Linked DNA regions of Homo sapiens: region 1 is linked to region 2. A link is an interaction called in ENCODE POLR2A ChIA-PET data of the cell type or tissue named here. Cell type or tissue: PC-3. All regions are shown on one strand.

Region 1 (2,500 bases), 130 kb before region 2:
AGCGGCTCATGGGGGACTTTAAGATGTTATTTATGGCAATCCCCTAAGCAGCCTCAGTCTTACTCTGATGATTTTTTTACACGATTTATACCAGTCCAAAGAATTCAAGAATAATGGGTATATTTCTGCAGCTGAGCCAAACATTTCTTCTCTATCAGTCTGTGCATGACACAGAATGTCTTGTGGTTTTAATATTTGTTTCCCTAATGGACAAGATTTGATAAATGTGTTTCCTAATCCCGAGCTATTGAAATATTGATTCTCATCCTGACTGGCCTCCTGGGAACGGAGCCAGCATATCTGCATCTCTGGGCTCTGAATTTAGGCTATTGCCCTGCTGGCCTAGCCTGTGAACACAAGGATGAGATTAGATTTGCTTGGGGGTGGGAACTGTAAATCCCAGTGAAATAGCTGTCTGGCCTCATTTCTATTTGACAGAATAGGGCAGCCATTCCCCACATTTTTGGCCAGTGTTATCATGTGTTTACCTGAATATCCTTCTTGCTTCTTTCTTCCTATTTGATTTTAATGTATACAGGCTGTCCAGTGAAAAGAAGAAAAGAAATCCTAGCTAAAGATTCATTTGAACTTCTGAATAGGATTGTCTGAAGGATGTAAAATATTTTACAAGGAATTCCAGAAAGATGAATAACTCACACCATGCCAAAAATGTTACCTGACATGAAAAAATATTAGAGGCCTTTCCATTACTTCTGTGACCTTTGAATGGAGATGAAAGATGGTTTGGACCCATGCTATCACAACCTGGTGCTGGACATAGTATCTGATAGGCTGTAATTCCATCCCATTTGAAGACGGGTGGGGAATATGTGTGACTGTTTATCATACATCCATTCAACCTCTTCAGACCATGACAATATTTAGGAAAAAGAACACAGGTGAACCCCGAGGAGATGAATACACCTTTTTACAACATGCTTAATGTCTTCTAAATATTGCTTAGAATATTTAGAATATTGCTTTTCTTCATCCCATTTCTTCCACCATTTTCCCAGTTTGGGCTATCACAATAGTCCCCTAGATCAGGATGATAACCTCCTAATTGGCCTTTGTCCCATATTTATCTCCCATCCTGTAGCCAAACTGAGGTCTCGAAAGTGCCTACCTGTGTACAATCCCCTAGCGTTCCCTATTACCCTCAGTCCCATGTTTCTTATCTAACATATATGGTCGTCCATGATCTGACCCATCTCCCTTTGCGGACTTGGTTTCCTTCCAATCCCATCTTGAACTTCACCTTCTAGAAACACTGAAATGCTGTTATCCCGGTTTGCCTTTGCTCATGAAGTTCATTTTTCTTGGAGGTCCATTTCTTTCTCTTTTCCTTGGCTTTCCTTCTCTGTGACTGGATATCTCCTCCAGGAGTCCTCCACAATGGCCTCCTCTCCTGACATTAATGGCCTTTCTTTTGCACTTTCTTAGCAGTACCTGTGTTTGGTTCCATCACTGCCATAACCACAATTACTGATCCCTTGGCCCATCTATCTCCTTGGTGACATTGTAAATTCCTTGAGAGTACATACATGCCTTTTCCACATTTGTAACCACAGTGACTGTGACTCACTCAGTGCATAATGCAGAGTATTTTGAACTAAATTCAGGAGAAGATTCTGCAAGTAGAAACAGGAATAATAAAGTCAAAAAGAAATGGGCATTGTTAACATTCTGATTTTGGTAACAACCCTTTAAGGAAAAATTATCATCACCATTTTATCAATGAGGAAACTCAGAATCACAGTGATTAAGAGTTTGGCTAGGAGTCACAGAAAGCAAATGAAAGAACCCCAACTTGACTGTGAGCACCTCCAGGAAAGGATCAATAAAGATCAATAAAGATTTGTTGAATTGAACCAGTTGCTAGAATATCAGCAAGCTTTGCTCTGAGTAGGTTCATCATCAGATCACATGTAGGAAGAGGCTCTCTAAAACCCATCTAATTTGTCCTCTTGTTTGTGTAGGGTTATCTTAACAGTACCAGTTTGACATAGTAAAAATTAGTTAATAGTCTCTTGGATTTAAAAAAAGTTATTTATTAGTCCACTCAGCACTCGGCAAGTATTTATTGAATACTTATTATATACCAGGCACTGTGTGTAGAAGAATGTGATTTAAAGCAAGAAAACCTGCCCTAATGAAGCTTGTATGGCAAATAATCGGCCTAGAAAAATTCCTCTAATAATGTAGAATGTACTAACCCTTGACTCACCAGTGAATGAGATATTTTATCAACTGGACTCATGTAAATCATGCACACTGGTGGCACAAATAGCTAAAGCCAGAAGCATTTATGAACCACCAAAGAGTTCCTGGATCTTTTGAGTTTGTTAGTTGCAATAGAAAGGACTGTAAGCATAAAAGGAAATTATTGAAACTGTATTAGTTGGCTCAGAGAACCACTAGGGTAGCTGGAGGAGCAAGCTTGGGAATTGGGCAGAAACAAAGGGATGCAATGCCTCCGATCCTTGGCTAACATTCGTCT
Region 2 (2,500 bases):
TAACTTCCACCCATCCCGGCCCAGCCACAAAAGCACAAAAAGAGAATAACGTTATCACCGTGGTACCCAAGGTTCAAATACAATCCCCTGTAAAAGAGAATACAGAGTAAAGTCAGAAACAGTTATTACAGACCCAGAGTTCCAGGCAATAAGTTCTGTAAGTTCAAAGAAAGGGAAGAGCATGCTGCTCTCCTTGCCCTGTCTCCTTCTGCAGTGTGGGTCTCCTGGCCCAGCCACTTTGGGCTTGTTCATTTTCAGAGCGAAAGGTCTACTTCCAAAAATGGCATCAGGTGTGACAAATGGCTGGGCTATGGCCCAGGAGACATCAGCCTTCCAGCTCCTGCAGAAAATGTGTTTGAGCCCAAATATGAATTCTGTATAACAGAGAACTGCAAGAAGAGGAATAGAAACAATTACCATTTGCTGAGTGTCTACAATGTCCTAGGTACACATGGTATCTTAATCTTGCCAATCATATTAATACATTCAATTATAAGTACATGGATAGGACTTTCTCCTTTTTCCCAAAGTTAATAAGATATAATTGACAAATAAAACTTTTGTATATTTAAGGTATATGACATGATGTTTTGTTTTGTTTTGGCTTTTTGAGATGGAGTTTCACTCTTGTCGTTCAGGCTGGAGTGCAATGGTGCGATCTTGGATCACCGCAACTTCCGCTTCCTGGGTTCAAGCGATTCTCCTGCCTCAGCTTCCCAAGTAGCTGGGATTACGGGTGCCCGCCACCACTCCCAGCTAAGTTTTGTATTTTTAGTAGAGATGGGGTTTCACCATGTTGGCTAGGCTGGTCTTGAACTCCTTATCTCAGGTGATCCACCGGCCTCAGCCTCCCAAAGTGCTAGGATTACAGGCATGAGCCACCGCACCCAGTCCATGATGTTTTTATATACATATACATTGTAAAATGATTGCCACAATCAAGCTAATTAACATATCTATCACATCACATAGTTACCATTCATATAGCTTTCTGTAGCCAGAGTTCCAAGTGCATTACATGTAATAACTCATCTAATCCCTACAACAACCCTGTAAAGGAAATATTACTATTATTCCCACAAGAACTCCAGTAGGTAGTATTATGATGCCCTTTTCAGAAAAAAAAAAAAAAAAAAAAAAAAAAAAGCATGTGGAGTGCATGCTGTTTAAATTACACATCTGGTGAATGCAGGCTGCTGGATTCAAACCCAGACGTGTCTAATCTAGATTCAAATTCAAATCTTGCCCTCTTAACCATTAATATTCAAATATGGGCATCTTTCAAATTAGTGTTTAGTTGTGATAGGCTCCAAGGGGATTGGAAGATCTTACAGAAAGAAGGAAAAAATAGAAATTAGACTTGGAATCACTCAGGGGAAGGTTTAAAGTCTAAGAGTTGGTGAGTAGAGAGACTCTGTCCCATAAGAATTATCAGAAAATTGGGCTTTTTCATTAAAGTGTTCCTTAATAATATTTGAATTTGTTGGTGTGCTGGTAAATTGGCTCTCTGGGGTGGGGGTTGGAGGGAGACCTGACTTGTAGTGTTTGCCAGTATCTGTGGTGTAAACACTCCCATCATGGCTGATTTCAAGATTGCAACAGCTTAACAACCTGTTTGCAAAATTGCTGGGTATTTAACAATTAGCTCTCATAAGCCAGTAGGAGCTGGCTTCAAGACACCACAATTTGGACTCAAGTAGCAGATTATTCTGCCCTGCTCTAGAAGCCGTCCGTATCCTTTTATAATACCTATACATTCAAGGCAGATTAAAGGCGGAGTCCTCTGGTGTTTAAAGATCTGAGGTAGTCCTCTGTGTGCTTCCTGCTGTCCCTCCCAAACTGGGTGCTTTTACTTCTTGTATTTAATGGCAATATTTTTAGTTTGTTGTTCTTGATTTTAAAAGGAAGTTGAGATGTTTATGTTTCTCTTCCCTTGACCATCAAATAAATCTAACACATGTGGGTGGCTTTGTAAGTGGAGCGGCCTTTGATTGACTGGGTAAAAGGTTTCCTCACCCTTGGGAAGTGGACCAGTCTTTAGGAGACCTAAGGCACCTGCAGGTGTATGTTTATGTGTGCATGTGAATACACATGCATGCATCCAACAATATTTACTGCTATCCCTGTATAAGCCAGGAGTGTGTATGAACACATAGCACTCACCATTTTGGATTTGCACCTGTTCCTAAGTGCTTTCCCACAATATTTTGAGGCCCCAACATCCATGGAAGTCCCTCTGTAAGCACATGATTACCATGAGGTCGTGATATGAATTCAGACCTAACAAATTAAATGGCAAATTAAATGCTTTGAGAAACCATGTAACTCTAAGGATAATCACCATTTTCTGTGTAATTTTTTTTTTTTTTAGCTCTTTGGGGCTGCGAATTTGTAAAGCACACATAACTAAATGAATAATTACATAGCAAGGGGCTGAAAGGTAACTGCAAAATAATTGCATGCTATATGATCCCTCCATGAAAACATGTTTAATAGAATA

Evidence for each region. ChIA-PET counts read pairs that join two places held together with the same protein. Peaks named below come from ENCODE experiments on the same cell type or tissue, not always from the same donor. Only the 100,000 strongest peaks of a DNase experiment are listed, where the experiment ranks them.
Region 1: POLR2A ChIA-PET joins it to region 2 with 5 read pairs; 2 of 35 experiments call an interaction of 5 or more read pairs at or near these places.

The regions. Positions count from the first base shown.
Region 1 is chr6:21,394,969-21,397,468 of GRCh38, forward strand. No RefSeq gene overlaps it. Among named protein-coding and RNA genes, the nearest start is that of LINC00581, 120 kb to the right of the region's middle. In PC-3, no CTCF peak of the experiment used is centred here; a DNase peak (open chromatin) is centred at 1,543.
Region 2 is chr6:21,529,834-21,532,333 of GRCh38, forward strand. No RefSeq gene overlaps it. Among named protein-coding and RNA genes, the nearest start is that of LINC00581, 19 kb to the left of the region's middle. In PC-3, no CTCF peak of the experiment used is centred here; no DNase peak of the experiment used is centred here.